3 separate regions of the Mus musculus genome follow, and regions 1 and 3 are each linked to region 2. A link is a loop called in an ENCODE intact Hi-C map of the cell type or tissue named here. Cell type or tissue: gastrocnemius. All regions are shown on one strand.

Evidence for each region. A loop is a pair of places that touch in the nucleus more often than their neighbours do. Peaks named below come from ENCODE experiments on the same cell type or tissue, not always from the same donor. Only the 100,000 strongest peaks of a DNase experiment are listed, where the experiment ranks them.
Region 1: it touches region 2 in a loop (7-fold over the local background); 41 of 42 quality-filtered maps call a loop at or near these places.
Region 3: a loop joins it to region 2, with 10 times the contacts of the local background. A loop is called at or near these places in 36 of 42 quality-filtered maps.

What each region holds. Positions count from the first base shown.
Region 1 is chr8:57,571,139-57,579,138 of GRCm38, reverse strand. All of the region lies in intron 2 of Galnt7 (polypeptide N-acetylgalactosaminyltransferase 7), which reads left to right. Among named protein-coding and RNA genes, the nearest start is that of Gm25379, 25 kb to the right of the region's middle. In gastrocnemius, CTCF peaks have their summits at 2,568 and 4,550; DNase peaks (open chromatin) are centred at 2,595 and 4,537; H3K27ac peaks cover 1,432 bases.
Region 2 is chr8:57,795,799-57,803,798 of GRCm38, reverse strand. The region is part of intron 10 of Galntl6 (UDP-N-acetyl-alpha-D-galactosamine:polypeptide N-acetylgalactosaminyltransferase-like 6); the gene reads left to right. Gm2921 (predicted gene 2921) reads right to left here and starts at 3,931. Exons shown (of 2, transcript NR_165835.1): 1 at 3,614-3,931; 2 at 891-1,334. In gastrocnemius, a CTCF peak has its summit at 3,190 (motif pointing right); DNase peaks (open chromatin) are centred at 2,462, 3,217 and 3,881; H3K4me3 peaks cover 973 bases; H3K27ac peaks cover 1,056 bases.
Region 3 is chr8:57,537,079-57,545,078 of GRCm38, reverse strand. It overlaps Galnt7 (polypeptide N-acetylgalactosaminyltransferase 7), which reads left to right. Exons shown (of 12, transcript NM_144731.4): 6 at 2,385-2,567; 7 at 4,942-5,059; 8 at 6,871-6,993. Gm51574 (a long non-coding RNA gene) reads right to left here and starts at 4,870. Exons shown (of 3, transcript XR_003947549.1): 1 at 4,746-4,870; 2 at 4,590-4,631; 3 at 3,124-3,641. In gastrocnemius, a CTCF peak has its summit at 4,726 (motif pointing left); DNase peaks (open chromatin) are centred at 4,717 and 5,492.

The DNA.
Region 1 (8,000 bases), 220 kb after region 2:
AGTGACTCCAGGAGAGGTTATAGAGAGAGAGAGAGAGAGAGAGAGAGAGAGAGAGAGAGAGAGAGAGAATAGAAGACTCACTAGGTCCTGACAAGTGAAGGGATGGAAGGAAGAATCAAAGATAAATTCATGGCTTTCAAGCCCCATAACGTAAAGAAACCGTGCCAGCTACAGACAGAATCGACCAATTGGATGGAACAAGTCTTTCTTCTTCCCAAAGCTTCTTGGCCTGCACTAGTGTCCTCCCTGGCTTTAGTGCACCCGTGCAGAGCCCGTCAGCAAGAGGAACCCAGCTCAGTGAAGAAGTGAAGAGCTCTCTCTGTACTTATGCTAAGCTGTCTTCTAATAGAGTTTGGGATTGTTCTTACATTCCTGTGAACTGCCTCTGCCAACACAGGAAAAGAATGCTGTCCTTTTTCTCTTCAAGAAGGCAGACACACTCAAAGTATAGAGTCCAAGCTGGTTTTGTTTCCCATAAATGAATTAACTATTTTGACTGGAGCAAGTCCATCTGCTAATATCTCACCTTGCCTCCCACTTACACGCCTGTTGCGTTTCAGTTTATAAAGCTAGCTTAGTTGCATTTGCAAAGTGTAATAATAGATGTAAAGTACTTTGAAAACTCTTAAGAAAGAGCTACGGAAATGTTAATATGATTGTTACTTATGTCCTAAAGCTTATCTGTGGAGCATAGAAGTGCTTTAAAAATACTTTAAATATGCAATTTGTACATTTGAGTATACTTAAAATACTTAAAATTATACCTGTACCTTAGACACAAAAATTCTTTGTCTTACAGGATTTCAAAATAAATATTGATTCTTTTAAATTTTATATTTATTTTTATATTTAATTTTAATTTCATATTTAAGGTGAATTGTGACCATGAGATTTTTCTCATTGTCTCTCCACATTAAAGGTTCTTCTAGCTTTCTACTGAGTTTTCTGGAATAGAGTCATGTAATTTGTGAAATAGCTAGTATTTTTTAAATGTCAATTAACTAAAATTGCTCTAATTTTCTTTTTGAGTTTTAGAGGGGGACCTCGTGTAGCCAGACCCCTGTGTCTACTTTTGTGCAGGGTTTCGGGAGTGCACTATCCCATCCATCCTTATGGTGATCTTTTTTATTTCAGTTTCTATTTAGCATGACTCAGAGCAACTCGTAAGAAGTGAAAATGTGTTTGGGGTGATATCTGACACATATGCACACATATGGGTGGATGGAGCATACACAAAAGTGCACATTTCAATACTTCACTCCAGTTTCTATAAGGAGAATATATGATGGAACTGTATGAACGGCCCAGTTACCCCAAGAACCGTCCTTAACCCACAACCCTTTTATCTAAGAAACGCCAAGATATGTCTGATTTGCAAAGTTTAGCTTCTCAGTTGATCTACCGTATAAGCAAGCTCATTTGAAAGTGGTTTCCAGGTGAGCTTTTGTGACTACTTCTCTTCTTTGAATCCAAAAGATACTTTCTAACCAGCTTGAGATTTTTTTTTTTCACTCCTGGAAACTAGTGTATTTAGGGATTTTCCAGATTCACTTTAAAAATAAGTTCTCTTCTGACTCTCTGCTTCTTCTTTCTCCAGTAAACATGCACATAAAAAGAGATGCACAGGGACACACAGTCCCCTTGGGAATCCCCCAGCTGGGATGGGACACAGATCTGCTTTCCGTTTAAGATTCTGGTTAGCGGCAGGAGGTGTGTCTAGGCAAGCTGAAGTTCTTACAGAAATCGAAGGGTGACACATATAATATCGCCCTTACTTCTGCACAGAGGTAAGAGATTAGTTACCACATTCACAGACTGAGACTACAGAGAATGGAACGTGTGCTGGTGTGTAGTTCTGAGCTGCCTCCTCAGCAGAGCACCCATGATCTTAAATCCCCTTGCCCTCTCTTGGCACTCCTTCCCTGACACCCTCGGGGGCGGGGGGGGGGGGGCAGGCGGGGAGATCCCTCCCTAAAGTGGGGGTGACTCTTCTGCTGCCTGGACCTCATTTGGTTCACATTGATGGTCTTGTTGGAGTTGCAGTTACAGGGGATTTCATTCCCTCCTCCCGGTCACCTGTCACACAAACCATCCAGTGTGTCTGATCGTGAGTTAGAAACTCCCGTTGTCTACATTTGGCTTTTGCCAACCCCTACTCCCAGCCAGAGGTTTAAAATAGCTTCTCAGGAAAGACACACACACACATATGGGGAGCTATGGGTTCAATAAAAGAGCCCGTTTCCAAACCTAAGAGGAAAAGCAGCTATGGGTGAAGACATCCATGTTGACCTCTGTCCTCCACAGGAACACGTGGGTACTTGCACCTACGCATACATTCGCACAACACACGCAACTTTGGAAAGAAAGCAGAGCCTGTTTGCTGCCTATCTGAAATACCAACAGGGATGCCAGGGGATGCTCTCTGGACTTTTCTCTTTCTAGAATGTCTCAGGCTGTGAGGCTGTTCTCTCTGCCAAGTGATTAGCCTGTGCTGTCCGCTAAAAGGTCAAGTCCTCAGAAAAGAGAACCACTTCCAGTAGATCCAGACACTTCCAGCAGTGGCCACTGCTGCCGTGTGGACGCTCAGAGCAAATAGCAGGGGATAGGCCTGTCCTCTGGAGCTCAGCGTGGCTCCTCTGGGAACTCAGTGGCTGAGACTGCGAACAACAGCCAGAACCATTAGCCACGCCCTGCTTATCAGTGTGCAGTTCTTTGCTGTGTGCTGCTCTTGTGTGTCTGGTAAATAGGGAAGTGTCGTTGAGTCATTGTGCAGGTCCTGGGTGTTCAGGGGTTTCCCCTGAGCGTTACTTACAGTTTGGTGGAGATCAGGGGAGGGCCCCTTTGTAGTTTAAGAGGTGAACAGAGTTTATCTGTAAAAACCTTAAGGAAAAGGTCTTTCTTTTTGTGCTGCCTTGTGGCTTCAAAACCGACCGAGTTTGGCAAGATGTTGAGCTGTCTGGGGAAACTACAAAGAGCACTGGGAGAGGCTGAAAAGGACTTGACAGATAAGCAATGCCATCCTTGGATTAGGCTTTTAATTTTCCTTAAATGTCCTGTACTGGAACCTAATGTCTCCCAAGGTGTACGGAATAGAGAACACAGCCTGTGGGGTTTAAGGCCTCAGAGGACGGACTGTGGTAAGAAGCAGAAACACCTGGGGGCCTTTAACTGTTTTCTTTGGCTTTTGCTTTCCTTCAGGATTGGATCTCACAGTCGCTAAACAGGTTTTATGTCCTCCAGTCCTGTCCTTCCTGACTCCTGAAGTCCTGAGTTTGGAATCATCTGATTTCTTCTCATCTTTTCTCCTTGTCCATGAAAAGCTTCCCAGGAATATGCGTGTACCCATTTATCACAAGTACTGAGTTGTAAAGAACAGTCAAAGCCAAACACTGAGGTAGGGCCATCTTATGGTACAGGCGCGACCAGAAGAAAGGGGGCCATTTTCCACATGGAAAATCGGTCACTTTTGTGGAACTGGCTCCTTGTCACACTTAAGAAAAGAGGAGATCCCTCCCTCTGCACTTATTCTAGACTCACAGCTGGCATTCTGCAAAGCAAGCGTCTCTCGGTGAGCAGGTGCTGTCCTTGGGCCACACATTCATGAGACACTCAGGGCGGTAGAGAGGTAGGGCACACTACTGCTGGTAGCCTGTAAAACCCTATGACGATGTCCTGACGCCATACACTAAGCAGATCTCACCTGTGTTTTAGCTGCTGCTGCTGTGTGGGTCTTGGTGATGTTGTTCAAGACCAGGTTGTCAAAGTGGTTGAAGCGAGTTAAAGATCCTTTCTCTGTCTCAAGATTAAGTGGGAGTCTGGCATCCCCACGAGCGAAGGCAAGCTGTTGGATAGGCCTTGAGGCAGCTTCAGCCCTTTTTCTTCAGTGGGGATTGTGGAAGTGGTAGTACGATAGTTAGTTATGTACAGTGCTTATATCCCAAGTACACTTTAAATAAGTTAATTACCTTTGTTCACTGGGAACTAAATATGTGAAAGATGCATCAGCAGGATTGTTGTTTTGTCATTCGTACAATATATAAAATAAACATGTTACAATGTTTTTTTTAAAAAAAAAAAAACAATTTAACCTGGAAGCCAAGCTAATTACACAAGTTACGGCTATATAAATAACGTAGTCTAATTACATTCAGCCATGCCTTTTAGCATGTCACAGGGAAAACAGCCCATGGCTATTCCCTCTTCACTGAATCCTGTGGGAGATCCCATCTTCAAAATGTAGCTAACATGCAGGAGGAAAATCACATTTAAAAAAAAAAATAACCCAGTAACTTATTTTAGAGCGAGCACTGTCATTTTAATCAAAGGGGAAAAATAGCTGCACTTTGTGCAGAATGGAAACTCCCAGTGAGCAAATCAAAAACTAGGATAAAGGGCTCTGGAGAAAGATTTGAGACTCTAAACTCCACGTTTGGAAGGCCCTGGAGATTCACAACTGCCGCTGTAAAGGGACAGGTTGTGAGTCCCTACTGCACTGGGAAGAGCAGCCTCAGAGAGCTCGTATTCCTGTGAGGCAAGAGCGCCCCCCAGAGCCTGCGCCTCTGAGCTGCAGGCCCTCAGCCACCTCCGAGGAAGAGCTTTGTTTGTTTGTTTTGATTGTTTCTGAATGAAAAGGAGGTTGGGAGTGGGGTGGGCCACGGGAAAGTCTGTGAAAGCTTTTGGTTGAAGGCTGTAAGGCACAATGATTAAGGACAGAAACAATAGATTTTTGAAAACTAAGTTGACTTTAATCATTTCCTCTACACATTCGTTGCTAAAAATTAGAATAACACAAGATTGCCTTTCATTGCAAATTTCTTAACATCAGAAAGTTTAATTATCTACTAAATTATTCCAGTCTAGCCAAACTACCCAAAAATTCTATTTATAACATATCATTTTTGAGATAGGGTCTGTCCTTGTCGTCCCATGTAGCTTCGAACTTTGAATCCTCCTGCCTCAGCCTCTTTTAATATTTTGATACAGAGCATGGACTTATGTTATAAAGATGCTGTGCCTTTGCAAAGAGGTGACTGACCGGATGCTGTGAGCTCCTGTCTCTACACTAACGACATAGGAGGAGGCTAACTGGGATGCATAAAGCAACGACACCTGGTGGCCAGCATATTCTTAGGGCAGAAATGGTGTTAGGTGGCATAGTGAAACTATTGCCATTGTCATAAGAATTAAAGTTAAATTCACGAAGGTGGCCTTGGTTCAAGCACAGGGATTCAAGCCTCACTGGCTGGGTACTCTGTCAAAATAATTAATATTTTGTAGTAGTAATTGCTTTTGGAATTCAGGAACTTATCCTAAGTTACCCATCATTCCTGAAGTCTAGAGACAATAGTAGGATAAATAGCAATGTGATGTAAGTTTTTTTGTGATGCAAACTTTTGATGTGACATTATTTCAAAGACTTAATTCTAAACTTTTAATTCGTGGGTTCAGGGCCCTTATATAGCTTATTCTGTACAAGGCTTCCCCCTTTTTAGCAAATTAGCGATATAAAAGAGGTTTGGGTTAATCTTAGAGCCAGATTTTCAACAGCGAAAACACAACTGATGGCACTGTGTGCTCCTCCCATTCCAGTTTGCATCCTGATTTTGAAGGGGGAGACATGTACGGTTCTTTCAACGTAGTAGGCGGGGCTGTGATCCCAGGCTGTGTAAGATAAAGCCGGTCCTACACGATGGTAAATCATTCCCAGGTCCCCATTCTTAGGTGTCCGTCACAGAGTAAGGTGTGGGGTCGGTCACACGCCTTGTGGCACTGTGGATCAGGTTTGCTAAGGTAGAGTGTTTCCCCAAGTGCTTGTCTCCGAACCCGTCTCCTTATTTGTAGGACAAAGTTGTAAGCATCGTATTCTTCGCAGGATCGTTCCTATCCATAAAGGTCTTTTTAGACAACTTTGGACTTTCCTTCTTTTCGTCTTCCTGTAACCCCCACAGATCTCTCCTCTATCAGAGTTATCTTATCTTGACTTCCTGGGCTCACATCTTCCGCTTGTTTTCTGCCATGTTTCTCTAGGTTCCGAAGCTGAAGAACCAGCAAGCAAGCAGTTGGTGCTCAGCTATAATGGCTCAAGATGACTCCATTGTCTTCCCTTAGTGTTGGCTTCTTCCTGTATTCTCAAAGGTCTAGGGCAAAGGTTTGAGACCCCCTGGGCCACTGCCAAATATCACAGCTCCTTTTGGAAAGTAGCCGCAGCCACAGCCTCTATCTACTAAGTAGGCCGGATGCAGAGATATGCACCCTCTTCTTCCCGGCATATTTGGAGTTGTTTCAAAGAACTTACACTCGGTGCCCAGCCGCTCAGCGCTGGGTGCAGCCTGGCAGAGAAAGCCTCAGTCTGGCAGCAAGAGAGGCCAGGCTCACCCTTCCTCAGTTTCCCCAAAGTAGGCAAAGGGAACAGGATGGATTAGCTAAGGAGATAAACAGTCACCCAGTTTATACAGCCAAGCTCAACTGTGCTCCTGATTCCCTGTTAGGAAGATGTCTCCTGTTAAAAAACCTGTGTACACCAGCTCCCAGGATGGGGGAAGACCCCTTTGCTCTGCAAGGAAGAAGTAAATGATTACCTACCCTTTCTCCGTGTCCAGCAGCCGCCGCTGATTGGTGAACATGCCTTTTTACTGTGCATTTATACATTGCTAATTTTTTTTAGGGTGTAAGAGCTAATTCTGTGTGCCGAGAGGTCACCATTGCTCATGTTTCCTAGTGGTTAAGCCTCATCCGTCTCCTTTACGTGATACCTGCCAGAGACTGCATCGCAAACACTAAGCAGCAAACACACCAGTTATTTATAGCAGTGACGGGGCTGTAAGACTGCTTTCTCTCCATCTCTGTCTCTATCTCTCTTCTCCTCTCAAGCAATCCAATATGGCCTTCAGTTCCTTCCATTCCTAGGGGTTTCTGTTTTATTTATTTATTGCTTTTTTTTTGGTTGGTTGGTTTTGGTTTTGGTTTGTTTGGTTGGTTTGGTTTGGGTTTTTTGAGACAAGGTTTCTCTATGTGGCTGTCCTGGAATTCACGCTGTACATCAGGCTGGCCTCAAGCTGAGATTCACCTGCCTCTGCCTCTGCCTCTGCCTCTGCCTCTGCCTCTGCCTCTGCCTCTGCCTCTGCCTCTGCCTCTGCCTCTGCCTCTGCCTCTGCCTCTGCCTCTGCCTCTGCGCCTCTGCCTCTGCGCCTCTGCCTCTGCGCCTCTGCCTCTGCGCCTCTGCCTCTGCGCCTCTGCCTCTGCGCCTCTGCCTCTGCGCCTCTGCCTCTGCGCCTCTGCCTCTGCGCCTCTGCCTCTGCCTCTGCCTCTGCCTCTGCCTCTGCCTCCTCTGCCTCTGCCTCCTCTGCCTCTGCCTCTGCCTCTGCCTCTGCCTCTGCCTCTGCCCTCTGCCTCTGCCCTCTGCCTCTGCCTCTGCCTCTGCCTCTGCCTCTGCCTCTGCCCTCTGCCTCTGCCTCTGCCTCTGCCCTCTGCCCTCTGCCTCTGCCCTCTGCCTCTGCCCTCTGCCTCTGCCTCTGCCTCTGCCTCTGCCCTCTGCCTCTGCCTCTGCCCTCTGCCTCTGCCTCTGCCTCCTCTGCCTCTGCCTCCTCTGCCTCTGCCTCTGCCTCTGCAGTGCTGGGCTTTAAGGCAGGAACCGCCACTACCCAGAGAAACGTCTATCTTCTTCCTCTGAGTCCACCTTTTTGCTTTCATGTCGATTCTCAAACACCATGGATAACACTGATTAGAGTCAGTAGGCACTGCGCAGAAGATTCAGAGTCACGGAATAGCTTTCCGTGGGAATGGGTTGGGCACACATTGTTCATAGAGACTTCCTTGTGCCATAGATTCATAGGAGTTTAAAAGTTAAGGTGGCCAGGAAATATCCCCATGTTCTTTGCTCATTTTGAGCACCAAGAATCTCCAAATGACCACCAAAGTTTAGGTGGCTGCCCCAAGAGAATCCAGATCTCCTAGGATCTTTCACTACATCAGCCACCCCTCCCCCACACAACAAAAGAAAA
Region 2 (8,000 bases):
GCTTACATGGTGAGTTCTAGGCCAGGAAGACCCTCTAAGGGAGAGGTAGACAGCAGCTGAGGAAGAACGCTTGAGGTTGTCCTCTGTGTGTGTGCATATGACATGAAAGCAAAATAGCAGCTCTTGCAAGGACAGGGGTGACCAGTAATAAGAAGCTAAAACCATGAGCGAGAGGAGCGAGAGTGCAGACAAATAAAAGACAAAGCATGTTCAGAAATGCTACAATGAAGCCCATTATTCTGTGTGCTAACCTTTGTTTGTATGTACATGTGTTTATGTGCATGCACACTCTATGCACATGCAAAGAGACTATGCATAGAGGCAGTTATTCTTCTGAGAGTCTCACCCTGATTCTGGGGCTTGCATTTTCTTCCTAGGCTGGAAACCAGTAGAACCTAGCATTCTGCTCTCTCCATCTCACTTCCTCAGAGCTGGGGTCACAGGCACAGGTCTGTGCATGGCTCTGGAGTTCCTAACTGGTCCTCGTGAATGTTCAAAAAGACCTCTTGACCACTGAGCCCCTTGCACACTAACTCGTAAAACTAATTTTTTAATAAAGGAGGTGATAAAATTGATCAATGTGATGTAATCTTACTGCCTTCCCCACAGTGGAAGTTTTCAAGACAATGAGCCCGGAAAGGCTAGGTAACTCATCAAAAAAACAAAACAAAACAAAACAAACTAAAACAACAACAACAACAAAAAACCTGTCTTGTGTTTGAGACTTCAGTTAACTTTAATTTTTCCTCCTGGCTTTGTATTAAAGGTAATTCATGGCCCTCCTGTTGTGAGTGTGGTTTTTAATCATGAAGGTGAAGGACATCTGAGGCAGCAGCACCTGTCTTAGTTAGGGTTTTACTGCTGTGAACAGACACCATGACCAAGGCAAGTCTTATAAAGGACAACATTTAATTAGGGCCAGCTTACAGGTTCAGAGGTTCCGTCCATTATCATCAAGGCAGGAACAGGGCATCGTCAAGGTGCAGGAGGCGCTGAGAGTTCTGCATCTTCATTTGAAGGCTGCTAGTGGAAGACTGACTTCCAGGCAGCTAAGTCGAGGGTCTTAAAGCCCACATCCAGAGTGTCATGGCTACTCCAACAAGGCCACACCTACTCCAACAGGGCCACACCTTCTAATAGTTCCACACCCTAGGCCGAGCTTATACAAACCAGCACAGCACCCCCAACGTACACTTCAGAAGATGTTTTCAGACAATGCATTGTTTTGATTGAAAGGCACTTTCAGTGCAGCTACATTTAAGGAAAGTGTGGATTCGAATCCAACCTAGAACTTGGAAGTCTTTGTAAAAGGGTCGCTCCTTAAATTGTATTACCTGTGATAGAGAAATGATAGTGTTTAGGTCTTCAATGCCCCTTTGGGTTTTCAATTTTGAAGAATGAAATATTTCAATTAGAGAGCTATAGGGTATATCACGCAGATTTAACAAGAATTGACAGCTGTTGTCATAGTTACAAAGAAACATAACTGGTAAGTACAGCTAAGGTTTTTCCCATCTTACTTTTCTCTGCAGAAGGAGAAACCCACAGTCCAGGCACTATGCCCTGACAGTGTTCCGAATTTCTCCGAATAGACCATAATAGCTGTCTTGGGAAAACAACAAGAAAGTATGCAAGCAGCCTGTTGGCACAGCCAAACCCCTCACAAGTCTCTTGTACACACTGACCAGGAATAGGCTCAGTTGGAGCACGCGTGTGCTTTGGAAAGACGCTTTACCTTACATACGAATTCCACACAAAAGGATGTTGACCAAAATGAACTACTGAGCAATGACCCTTCCCAACCTAAGGTCCTTAAGGAGTTGTTCAAGTAGCCTTCTCTCCCCCTGCCCCACTCTCTCTTCTTGCCCCTCCTCCATCCTGAATTACAGTCAGGGTGCTAGGGTGCCAGAAAAGCCGCAAGTTCAAACCCCAGTCAAGGATTAATCTCACCAGATAATGCCAACCCCCTCTAACACCACGCTCTTGCTAGTCATCTATCCAATGTGTTTTTAAAAGATGGACTTCACTTTAAACCATCAGCCTGGTGAAACTGTTCAATTCTTCCAGGCTGGAGGTTCTGTATCATTAAATAGGGGCAACAATCCCCAATCCTATATGGGTTCTCTGAGAAGAAAGGATGCCTGAGATATAACATCAACCCCCACAGGAAGTCAGTGTCGTCGCTCTACTTCCCTGTCTTCACACACATGTACACACACACACACACACACACACAGGCATGCACATGAATGCACACACACACATCACACTCTCAGGTTCCAGGTTGCTGTGACATGGTTGCGTTGGTCCATTTCCAGCATAATCATTAACTTCCGGTTCTTGTTCACTTCAGGATATCCTGCAGTATGGACAATTACCAGAAGGTTCTGTGGCTCTCAGATGTGGCAATAATTACCAAATATCAGGGGGAACTCAATGGCTTCCTCTTCCTCTGGATCTTCCTCTAACATCGCTGGGGTGTTGCCAGCCTGCAGAGGAGTAGTATTGGCCAGAACTTCCAACAAACAGCCCGGACTCCAGCCTGAGGGCAGGCAAGAAGGCTTAAGAGTCTGTCAGTGAAGCTAGCATTTGGAGCACTGAGGAAGAACAGTCTCTAAAATTAAGGAGAGGTGTCATAAGAAAAAAAAAGCATTGCTTCTTTTTTGTTTTGTTTTGTTTTGTTTTGTTTTTTGTTTTGTTTTGTTTTTTTCGAGACAGGGTTTCTCTGTGTAGCCCTGGCTGTCCTGGAACTCAGAAATCCGCCTGCCTCTGACTCCTGAGTGCTGAAATTAATGCCTCTCGAGTGCTAGGATTAAAGGCGTGCGCCACCACGCCCGGCTTTTCTTTTTTTTTTTTTTTCTTTTTTCTTTTCTTTTCTTTTCTTCTCTTTTCTTTCTTTCTTTCTTTTTTTTTGAAAACATTGCTTCTTGAACTAAGTTCATATCGTCTTTTCAGTCCAAACAGGAAATAAATTTAGATAAATATGAGTCCTAATATCTAAACCAGGTTTAATACTTCTAAGCAGGAAAATTCCAGAATGACATGTGCCCCAGCCTGAATTTTTTATTTGACAGCTGAAAACGAATACGAACAAACTGAAGTATACTGCATATTTTTATTGATTGTTCATTTACCTTAGGCTAAACTGAAGAAAAAGAATATATGGCATGTAGATTAAGAAATGGCCACCAGAGGGCAGCACTAGACAAGAAGAAAACAACACAGGCAGGAGAGGGGGGGAAATCCCTGTAGTTACAGCTCTTTACCAAGATTTCCAGTCACAGGAGAGCCTAAAGATGGAGCTAGAAGGAGATTAGACGTTGCAGGGAGGAGAGACTTGGATCCTGTTTGAAACATGTGTCACTGTACACTGACTTGGTAAAGGCAAATTCATTTTACAGTAATTAACATAAGGCTTATTCAACATTGTGCTTAAAGACTTGTAAGTTATAATTCGCTCTTTTACATTTAGATTTAAGCTCCTGGAAGAGAAGTACATCGGGCCATGGAAATGTGGATATTCATTTTAATTCCAACGCTGTCAAAAGTGACGGAATGAATGAGCAAACACACTTGTTAAAAAGGCAACAAAGCGGGGTCCACTGAAGCATACCTTTATAAGGAAAACCTTCTGCCGTGCTCTAGCCAGGACTAATCCGGCTTCTGTGTGGGAAACAGGCGTATGATTCATCCTTCCGGGGTCATCCGCTGAGCTGTTTGATATCGTTCTAGCTTTGTGTACTGGCTTCCAGTTTCCTCTAGGGATCAAGAAAGAAAAACAAAAATAGATTCAAATAAGAACGTAAGATCTGGAAGGCTCCTCCCCAGCCTGCATTATGAGTACAGCGCGGGGGGCAGGGGCGGAAGAGAGGAGGCGTGCTCTGCCTGGCCTAGTTTGCCTCTTCTCTCCACAGGCCCAGCAGCAGGCACTGGGCTCTTGCAGGGAGGAAGCTTCGCAGCCCTTTCTGTCCTGCTGAGGAAACTGACAGATTTTTTCCTCTTTCCAAGACCTGGAGGGGGACAAAGGCAAACAGAAGTCAATGCATGCAGAGAAAGAACGAATTTGTGCCTTTCTTTGGGGATAAACAACCCCACTGCCAGGACCCAGCATTCTGATGGGTACCAACTGTAGGAAGAAACATCTTATAACTCAGATTCCTGCAAACTACATAACAAGGAAATAAAATATAACTTCCCACAGAGAGAAAAAGCTGTTTTTCAATTGTCTCATCAGGATGCCAGATTAAGATAAGTGTATTTGCAGCTCCAATATAGAGAGTTTATTTGTATAGTATAGTATAATATAATATAATATAATATATAATACAATACAGACTTGGACAAGGTTACACCCACCACATGCATAAGAAAGCAAAGAAACAGATCATGGCTCAAAATCTATATTTTAAAGTATCACTCAAAAGAAGAAATAGGAAAAAAATGACAACCATTTACTTTTAAACTAATAATTTGAGGGGGTTTTTTTTGTTTGTTTTTTCTTTTTAAATATCAAGCACTTCTGTTAAGAAAACCTAGACCCTTGCAGTTAGTAAAACTGTGACCCAGGACTGGGGAGCAGATTGTGAATGTGACAGTAAGTTCTTCCACGATATGAACTTGTTTCTACTGTGGTAAAAATGTGCCTAATGGGGGATTGGTGTGACATGACTGTTGGCTAAGATAAATGGCGACCGGAAGCATTTCAAAGACATAAGAGAGAAAAAAAATTGTTATTGGAAGGTTCAGAAAAAGAAAGCAATTGGTATAATTTGAAGATTTATCGCTCGGGGCCCAGGATTGCAGTCATCAGGTAATAATAACAAGAAGAGTGCAGAATACCTTATGAAAATTCCCCTCTAGCAATCAATCTACGGATGTAAGGAAGATCATTACCTTACAATAACAAACCTAGAAAGCGGAAACAAAAGTTGCCTAAGTTCACCCAGATATAATTATAAGAATAGATGAGGTCTAAGAGACAAATTTGCTGACATTCGGGTATTCTTTGGGGCTTAAACTGATCCATTTCATGGAAAATAGGAGAAAATGGAATATAGGAAGCCGAGATATTTGAGGCAGAAGTCAGTGAAGGTCTGTGCTAGGTGGGGATTTACAACCCCTTCCATCTTTAGGCGTCTGAGTATATAAAAGCTAAGACCTGGAGCGGGGAGCTGGGTGCAGTCCTCGGTCCCTTGCCACAGAGAGAGACAGTGTGATAGAGTCCCTGGTAAATGATCATTCTCTCCAGTGGAAGAATATCTGGGGGGGGGGGATTTAGGAAGAGCTGAAGGAGGGGTGAATATGACAAAAACATATTATATGAAACCCTTGAAGAACTAAGGAGAAGAGGAGGAGGAAGAAGAAGAAAGGAAGGAAGAGAAAAAGCGTGCAAGCCAGAAGCAAGGCAGAAGGCACTGTTCCTCCACGGTCTCTGCTTCAGCTCCCATGCTCAAGCTCCTGCCTTGACTCCCTCCCTCATCCTTGACAATGAACGGGAAACTATAAGCCAAAGGAACCCTTTCCTCCCCGAAAGTTAGACGAGTAAATGACAAAGTCTTGTTGGCCTCTTTGATGATTAATTTTCATTGTCAACATGACTGCGTTTCGAATCGTCCAGGACACACACCTGGGGCCTTGGCAGAGTGGCTTTTCCTGAGAGGCTTCACTGGGGAGGGAAATACTGAGTGAGAAGGCCGTGGGTTATAGCCCTGCTGACTGGATGTGAGATGGTTAGCCACACTGAATCTGCCATCAAGAAGAGGGAAGGAAAGAACCCTGGTGCCTGCTATTTTCTTCCTTTGTTTCCTTTTTATACAGTCTATGGTCCCAGACTATAGAATGGTACCACCCACAATCCTGGTGGGTCTTCCCTGTCAGTCGAAAGCTCCTTTTCTGACCATAGATGCAATCAGCACAGCAACCTGACAGACACTCCAGCTCACACCTTCTCTACAATAATTGAGTCTTTCCTCCAATGTGAGCCAAAATAAATCTTTTCTTCAAAACAAAAAAACAAGCAAATAAACAGAGCCTAAAACACACACAGAGCAAAAAGACAGAAGAGAACCAGGTAAATCGATCAGGACTTCTTGATTCAAACCAGGCAGAGCGCATGCCTACAATCTCAGCCCTAGGGAAACTGAAGCAGGATGTAGAGTTTAAGGTCTACCCGGCTGCATAGTGAGTTGAAGGCCAGTAGGTCCCAGTTCTTTAAAAAAAAGAAGACTAAAACTAACTCATTTATCTTGACAGTCATTTCAATTTTCTGTTGAAATAACTAGCACGTGTCACACATACTGAACATAAATTTTATCGAGCATCTATACTTACCATCAACGTTTGTGGGTGCTGGGAAGTGAGTTTTAAAAGGACATGCTCTGCCATCTAGGATCTCATGTCCAATGAGGGACATGGACCCACAGTGGACAGTCATGAGTCCAATGAGGGATGTGGACCCACAGTGGACAGTCATGACGGACTGAGAAAGAGAGGCGGAAGACGCAGCAGCAGTTCAGACAAGACAGCTGCGTGGGCTACTGGGCGCCTGCACTGAGGAGTAAAATCACTGTAAGATTGCAGCCTGACAGACGACCTAAGTAGACAGGCACCCCAGACAGACTTCTCTGTTGGCTAGGAGTGTGGGCAACAGGAACAGGGAGGCTGGCAGGGGCTGGGGACACAGCTCAAGGAAGGAGCTTTCCTTGCAAGAATAAAGACCCTGTGCTCAAGGCCCAGAATCCACTTCATAACCCAGGTTTGGTGGTACACACAATTTTGTTTGTTTGTTTGTTTGTTGTTTGTTTGCTTTGTTTTTTGTATGCGTTCCTTTTTTTAAAAGATTTATTTATGTTATTTATATGAGTACACTTTAGCTGTCTTCAGACACACCAGAAGAGGGCATCAAATTCCATTACAGGTGGTGGTGAGCCACCATGTGGTTGCTAGGAATTGAACTCAGGACCTCTGGAAGAACGGCTGAGCCATCTCTCCGGCCCCAGTACGCACACACTTTTAATCCCAGCACTGAGGAAGTGTGGAACAGAAAAGATTCCCTAGAGCTCGCTGGCTGCCAAGGCAGTCGACATTGCAAGTTCCAGGCAGCAAGGCACCTTGTCTTTAAAACAGAAGTGTTCAAGGCCTGAAGAGCAATACCTAAAGGTATCGTTAAACTGACCTCTGAAATATCACGAGCACGCGTGCACGCGCGCGTTCAGGGGCCAGAATGAGGGGAAAGAAGCAGGTTATTGCACTGGTCTAGACAAGAGATGCTGACAACAAGGTGCACATCGGGAGGATGAAACTAATTCCAGAAACGCAAGAAGTGGTACAGCCACGTGTGCGGGGTACAGAGCTCAATCCTCCGCACCGCCGAAGACACGGGACGGTGGCAAGACTTGAGAAGTAATTAGATGAGGAAAGTAAAGGAGGCAAAAGTTCAAAGGCTCCCTGGCTGACAAGATCGATGACATTACCACCAACTAAAACAAGTTAAAGGAGAACAGGAGCTCCAAGAAATGAAGAGCCAGTGAGTGTAGTCTGATACGTTGAATTTAAGTCATCTAGGAGACACACAGTTGTGAGATCCTGCCAGGAACTAGACATGACATGGTCACTGGGTTTTGAGCATATGGGTGAAAACTGGCCTGGGAGAACTTAAGGCCAACCAGGACAGAGAAAGAATCCTGGGCAGCACCCATGTTGAACAGACAGAGGAAAGGGTGCAGACAAGTTGGTTACAACAAAGGAGCACAAAGTCACGGATATAGCGCGTTCCAATTAGGTCAGGAACAGCTCAAATAGATACTTCTGCTGTGTGAAGGATTTAAGAGAACTTACGAACCCCTCAGTCCACAAGAACATTTTTTTTAAATCTCTAGAAAAAGGTCTTTTTCTGGCGTACCCTATAAATGACGCTCGGCTCAAGTAACTCAAGAAAATGTTCTTTCTCAACAGGATCACTGTTTGTTCGGTTAACACATTGCGAGGTTGATTTAGGATGT
Region 3 (8,000 bases), 260 kb after region 2:
TGAGACTTTGACATTAATTGTCTCTTCTAAACGGGATAAATGCTCTGAAGACTTGTCATTAAGCCATTGGGTTTCTTCCAGCTTTGAAATGATTACATTAGATGGTAAAGGGTCAACTCTTCCTTGGGTCAAGTCTCTGGGTTCCTATGGAAACTTCAGGGTTGAGGAATAGAGAGCTGTGCCATGGAAAGATAACCATTAAGTTTACAGACCCATCCGAAACACCATCATCCCTCGCTCCATCAGTCCCTCGCTCCATCGGTCCCTCGCTCCATCGGTCCCTCGCTCCATCAGTCCCTCGCTCCATCGGTCCCGTGCTCCATCGGTCCCTTGCTCCATCGGTCCCTCGCTCCAAAAGCTTTTGCTTCCTCCCCAGAATACTGACTATTTCAGAATCTAGGCAAAGGCAGCCTATTCTTGTGTTGAATGGCACGGGCCAGATGAAGAACTTGGAAGTCTTTGTCATCAGGTTTAAGGTGAAGGAAGGCCCATGATAAACACCGTCACATGCCGTCTGGCTTCCTCCCACAGCAGCCCTGCCAGGTAGACATGATCAGCCAGCCATACTTTAAAAATCGGCACTAAGGCTTAGGAAAATACATGTGCCACAAGTCCAGTATTTAACGAACTGGCAGACCGATTTCTGGGCATTTTTACATTTCACCATTTATTTTAAATTGTGAATAGCACGTGACAAGAGGAAGGATACCTGACCAGGTGGCCAGGTCACTGTCTCCAGGGCAATGTGGCAGTCTACCCAGCAGCAAGAAAGGGGCTTTCCAGGTTTCCGTGGGAAGCTCGTGTGTCACACCGTGGCCCTCCTGTGAGTTTCTGTTCAGGAAAGAAGTAAGCTCACTTCTAGAATTCCCTTCTATCCTACCAAGGCTCTAAGCCCCAGAGATTTTTTTTTCTCTGTGATCTCCATTTTGAGAAGCCTAGTCTCTGTCCCTTCTGATATGATGAGCAGAGACCAAGGTCATTGTGACTGTGATGGCAGCTTAGCACCCAGCTGGTTATTCAGTGCCAGCACTTTCCTAAACCCAACTGCAAAGCAAGTATTTTTGTTTTTTTAATCCTTCACATTCTTGGTTCATTCCTTAAATTCCTCAGTAGATCCTGAAAACACAACACAGAACCTGAGGTTTTAGTTTTGTTCAAGTGGCTTGTTTTAAAGGAGGGAAGAAAATTAAATAAAAGCAGGAAAGATGTGTTCATAATAACTCCTCCCAAAGGATCAGAAAGGAACGAAGAGCTGGAAGAAGCTGTTAAGAACGTGCTGTCAGAGGAAGTGCATACACACTTTTATTTTTAATAGGGGACACAGAGAAAGCAACCGGGAGAGAGCTCCTGTTTTTTTTTTTGTTTGTTTGTTTGTTTTTTTTGTTTTGTTTTGTTTTTTTTTAGGTATTTTCCTCATTTACATTTCCAATGCTATCCCAAAAGTCCCCCATACCCCCCCACTCCCCTACCCACCCACTCCCACTTTTTGGCCCTGGCGTTCCCCTGTTCTGGGGCATATAAAGTTTGCAAGTCCAATGGGCCTCTCTTTCCAGTGATGGCAGACTAAGCCATCTTTTGATACATATGCAGCTAGAGTCAAGAGCCCCGGGGTACTGGTTAGTTCATAATGTTGTTCCACCTATAGGGTTGCAGATCCTTTTAGCTCCCTGGGTACTTTCTCTAGCTACTACATTGGGGGCCCTGTGATCCATCCAATAGCTGACTGTGAGCATCCACTTATGTGTTTGCGAGAGAGCTCTTGTAAACAATACAGAATTAGTACAGGATAGCTGCCACTAATGCCGCAGTTACAAGGAGGAAGCGTCTAATAATCTCCGCAGCATGGCCCTTGTTTGGATAGCTAGGATATCCTTCCATTCTGCCCTTCCGCTAACACAGGCTTGGCCGTCCCGAGACCTTATTTTACTCTCTACCCCCATTAGACAGTCGTTTTCCTAATACAGAGTGCGACCAAGACAGGCGGAGCCCGTGTAGCTAGGCGTGGTGACCTAGTCAGTTTGGGGTTCTTAAATGCGTTTTCATTTTCTGTAAATGTTTCAGAGCTACATGTACTGTGCCTCTAATAGATTACATAGACGGGAATGATTATTCCATTGAACCACAGCAAGGTGGGGATGAAGATGGTTTTGCCAGAGGGGCCTGGGACTGGAGTATGCTATGGAAACGTATCCCACTAAGCCACAAGGAAAAGGCCAAAAGAAAGCATAAAACTGAGCCTTATCGGTAAAGAGTATTACTTTACTTTTTTTTATGTTGAATGTTTACCTAAGTCCTCTTTTTTTTTCCTTCCCTATGAACTCGTGTAACTATGTGGGTCCATACATGTTTCCATTTGATCTTGCTGCATCATCAACACAACACAGAACCATTTGCACTGTGCCGATTATAGATGTCATAAGCGGCAACACATATGAAATTATACCCCAAGGGGGTGGTGATGAAGATGGGTATGCCCGAGGAGCATGGGACTGGAGTATGCTCTGGAAACGGGTGCCTCTGACCTCTCGAGAGAAGAGACTGAGAAAGACAAAAACTGAGCCGTATCGGTAATCACTAAGTCGCTTACCTACCTCCCCCCTTTCTCTGGTTGCTGCTAACCTATTAACCCTCTGGCCCTGCTGAAACCTCCCTGTAAGAACTGGAGCTGTCTGTCCCCTCAGATCCCGACAGAGCTTTTACTCCTTGCAGCCTCAGCGCTTTGATGAATTCACATTGGCTCCTCGAACAGCTTTCACCCAAAACGCAAGCTCCGCTAATGTGAATCTGTGAATCGGACTCTTTCATTCGGGAAACAGAAATCTGTTCTTATCAATGAAGCCTAAGCAGGAAGGGAAGAAACAACCCTTTCCTGCTGTCCTAGGAGACCAAACGACAGAGTGTATTCTGTACATTCAAACCACATAAACTGTGGACAGCTCCAGACTTGCAAGTGGCCCCCTTGAAGTCTTGGGTGCAGCATTCAACGGGGAAGGACACACCAGCAAGAGGATGTTGAGTTCTCCCCCCTTTGTTTTGTATGCTAAATCTCTGATACTAATTTTGTATCAGTTAAATGTGATGAATACAAAAAAAAAACAAAAAAACCCACTTTAGAAAACGTTGCATAGAATCCTTTGTTGCTTGGTTCTCAAAAGATTGCTTGATTAACAGAAAGCTCCATCCCCATGTTGGCTTGTGGCTCTTCAAACAGAATGATCGACTTCACGATCTCCTTTTGATCTTCTAATTGAAACATTTTACAGGCTTTCAAAAAGAAAAAAGTGGCCCCCAAATGAAATGTGTGGACATGTAGCCCATGTCCACAAGTGTTTCCTGTCTGTCTGTCTGTCTATTGTCTGTTCCTCTCCCGTGGTTCTGCTTCCAGTCTGTCTGTCCCAGTCACGGTGCTCAGAATGTCAGAACTCATTTGGAGCAGTGCTTCCGTGTTGTGGGTTTGGGTATGTTGTGATCAGGACGCTGGATGGCAAACATGAGGAAATGACCAAGCTTTTCCTGGGCGTCTTCCAAATTGTCATTCAAAATCGTAAGGTTCAGAATAGTCCCGGAACCTGCTGCTGACCGGTTTGGGCTCACATGTCACCTAGAAGGCAAAGATGCCAACCTTGGTTTGTCCCGCAGTTCTGTAAGAAGGCATATTTTAGAAGTAAGCTTAGGGAAAGTTAAGGGGGGGTCCCTTTAATCAGCTTCCTTGTGGGGATGATAAGCCACCCCTTCCGAGTACGGACTGAGGTGAGTGGGATGTGTTGGAAGAGTGCAAACGTAATGAAATAATGTTCAACGGCAGCTAAGCAAATATGTCTGGGAAGTATAACCAGAATGTACCGGCTTAGTGACTTAAGCAGTGTATTTTAAGAAGAAAGGGCAAACAAGCACAACTCTTTCTTGATGGGACTTTCCGTCAGTCCTAAAAAATAGGAACCTGACTCACTGTCTGCTCGACATGGGGTTGTCGACTGTTTACTAAGCACCGGTCACTATTTTAGGGAAGAGATGGCCTTTTCAAAATATTAATAACTAAATGTGTTCCCAGGGAGTTTATACAATAGTGAGTGGTACACAAATGACACACACACACACCTTTTCACGGTGGAACCAGCGGGACCCAGGAATAGACGGACATTAGTGTGAACAAGGAATACAGAATCCTAACCATATCCAGTTCCTACAGCTTACAAATCATAGTGCATTAATCATTGCTTAATGCTAAGAAGGAATGCCTAGAATACGGTGACATTATTCTGCTATCATTTGTTCAATAGTGGGGGTGACTTGACCCTGAAATGTTATAGACTGGTTTTTCTCCTTCTCCTAAAATGCACCAGACCTAAGATCTGTCCCAGCAAGCCCATGGGGCACCCTTTTGCACCCCCACCTCCTCCTGTAGTGCAAGCTGATGCCCCGTGTCCTGATCCTTAGGTCGCTGCTGTGTTCCCAACTGCAAACTCTGAATGAACCACACTGTTCAACAGTGGTTTATACCATTATCTGGCAAGGCCTTGAGCTATAAAATTTAAAAATGACAGACTCCTTCCCTGATGTATAGTTTCATTCATCCCAGAATGACTCACAAATCACTGAGGGAGAAGTCAGCAGGCAATGTCCACATGGTTCTGTGTTTTGGGAGAGAAAGAGAAAATTTTATCTTAATGGCAGGCTTGTTTAAATCAACAAAAGAACCAAGGTGCCCTCTAGCGGCAAAGCATCGCAGTACTCTAAGGACCTACTTCAGAAGTTTTGGTAAATTCGCCCAGGGATTGAGCACGTTCCTTTGTGAAGGTTTTACAGTTTCTTAATGTTTGGCCATCAGTCTCGCGTCTTCTGTGCATCCTTACACTGTGTTCCCAAAGGCTGTCTGTCTGTTGGTGACGGGGTGCCAGGGCGTTGTGTCTAACAGTCATCACATGCAGTGTCCTTCCTTAGGTCTCCAGCTATGGCGGGTGGATTGTTTGCCATAGAGAAGGACTTCTTCTTCGAACTGGGTCTCTATGATCCTGGTCTCCAGATCTGGGGTGGTGAAAACTTTGAAATTTCATACAAGGTAACATTTCACTCAAACAAATGTTCTTTTCTAACTAGTTTGGGGGGTTGTTTGTTTACTTGGGGGAGTGGGACCTGTCTCTCTCTGCCACACTGGCTGTCCTGGACTTCTTTATGTAGACCAGGCTGTCTTTGAACTCACCAAGATCCATTTGCCTTTGACTCCTAAGTGCTGGGACTAAAGGCATATGCCACCATCCCCTGCCTCTTGTTTACTATGGGGTACCCAAGTTTTCTCACTTTCAAATAAAGCTAATTTGGTTGGTTGGGTGGGTGGGTGGGTGGGTGGTTGGTTGGTTGGTTGGTTGGTTTTAAAGACAAGGTTTCTCTATGTAGTCCTGACTGATCTAGAACCCTCTTTGTAGACCAGGCTGGCTACAGCCAAACTTAGAGGTCTGCCTGCCTCTGCCTCCTGAGTGCTGAGAGTAAGGGTGTGAGACACCAAGGCCAGCTGGGGCCAGTTGGGGGTCGTGGGAGGTGGTACTTGTTTGTTTCTAGGAAAAATACATAATGAGTTTCTCTAAATTATTAGGAATGCCTCAATAAAGCGTAGCTCTTAGGATAAATAAAGTGATTAGTTGTCTGCAGCGCTCAGCCCGGAATTAGGACCCACAAGCTTCCGAAATGGAAATGCCCTGCTCCCAGACTGTTTGCTCAATGGAACCTTGGATTATAGTAGCTTTTTGAAGGGGCTGTATGTTGACCGTCTACTGACATAGGACATGGTGACAGACACAGTCACACAGGGACCAACCTCCTCCCTCTGCAGCGGAGGTGCCGTCCTGCTTGGTCCAACTCTACTGTGGCCCTGTCCCATCTTCAGAGATTCGGGGAGGGACAGAGATTACAGTTTTTCAGATATTCATTCCTTCTTGTCTTAAATATCCTGTGTGTTAGTATTGTGAGGGTTAGACTAGGGACAACTAATCTTTCTTCCAAAGAACTTTTAATTGTCAAAAAACAACAACAACAACCACCTTATAGATCAGAAATATTTGAAAATTATAATGTAGTGAATTTATTAAAAAAAAAAGGCAGAGGCATTCAGTTGATGGTTTAAGAAAATGCCACCACGATCAAGGAAGACTTGGAGCTGGAAATAAGATGCTTCCATAAGCAGAGATAAAGGGAGGAGAGAGGCGGGCCTCCTAAGTGTGTAGAACAAGGGTAGGGGCAAGGGTCTGAGTGTGAAGAGCAAGTGCGGCTGCCGTTAGGTGAGGTCAAGGAGTGTGATCAGGGAAGCCACTAAAGACAAAGTGGGCCGGAGCAGTCAGAGCCATGCTAAAGAGTCTTTAGTGCCACACTAAGAGATTCCCCGCCTCTTGGTTTGATAAGCAGGTGGCAGCCAACAAAGACACTAAGCAAGGAGGTAGAGAACAGGACCCAAAGCTCAGTAATCGCATGCTATAAATAAGGCCAGAGTTCACTAGAGAGGAGGTCAAGGTTATGAAGCCAGTTAGGAGGTGATTACAGTAATCACCCAGCTAGGAAATAGATTAGCATCGGAAACAACAGGTGGTGTTAAGACTGAGTGAGGGTTTGCATTATTTTGAGGTTGTGTGGAGAAAGGGCTCCTGGCTCTGGAAGAACACAGGGAGGAACTCGCTAAGAGTAACTCACTGCTTACCTCACCTCAGCCTTCCTTGTTGTTACTTGTGTTTCTAACGTAATGGACTATTTTAGAATTTGATTAGCTTAGAATTCAATGTGGACATTAGGTCTAATTTAAAATTAACATTTACAGAACAAACTTTTCAGTATTTATTTTTTGCATTTCCGATCACTTTCACAGTATACGTTCTCCCTTGACAGATCTGGCAGTGCGGTGGCAAATTGTTATTTGTGCCTTGTTCTCGTGTTGGGCACATCTACCGTCTTGAGGGCTGGCAAGGAAACCCCCCACCCCTTTACGTTGGCTCCTCTCCAACTCTGAAGGTGAGGTGGTGTTGTTTTTAAAAGGAGAGAAGGGAAGAGAAGTAAAATTTACATACTACAAGGAGTGGAAGTATTTATGCTGTATAACAATATTTGATACACATACACTGTGAACTGGTTAAAATCCATTTAGTTTATAGACTACCTAGCATGCTACCCAATGCCTTGTTATTGACTGTAGTAACTAATGTACGAGAGATCTCCGCATCTTGTTTCTCCTGTGATAGAAGTTTTGTGTCTTTTGCTCAAACATCTCCTCCACAACCTTCCCACTCCCATCCTGTGGTACCCAGCGCTGCACTGTGTTCTGTACACTGGTTTCCTTCACATCCTTCCCGTGAGTGAGCACACACGTTTCTCTTCCCGTGCCTAGTTTATTTCACTCACCATAACGTCCCGTGCTTTGTGGAAGATGATAGACTTTCCTTTTCTCTAAAGGCTGGGCATTCTGTTGGGCATATCACGTTTTCATTATCCATTCATCAGTTGGCAGACCACTTAGGTTCATTTCAAATATTGGTCATTATAAGGAATGCTTGGAAATTCTGCACAGAGGTTCAGGCATCTCATTGGTGGACTGAATCCTCATCTTTAAGGAATGTGCACTATACCGGGGTTGCTGGGCCACAGTTTTTCCTCTTTTAATTTTGGAAGTTCTCACTAATTCTGTCCAAACCTGCAAGTTAAACGTTTGTCAGTGATGACAATGTCCATTTATTTTATTGGTCAGTAGCTGCCATTCCTCTGTGTTGGCCACCTGTGGAAGGCATACAGTTAATTTGCAGTTATAGTAAAATGATTTCATTCTAGTCATGAAAAGATAGACCGAGTCGCCCGAGGAGCAATTCTTCATAATGATGGGTTTGAGGATGAGATTTTCTCCTGTATGTGTCAGTAACGTGGTGCTGATACAAAGGAAGGAGATGAGAATAAACCCCACTGTCCAGCCAGGCTCTCAAAAGCCCTGTCTGGGCTTCACGTTCTTCATCTGTTCATTGAATGAAGAA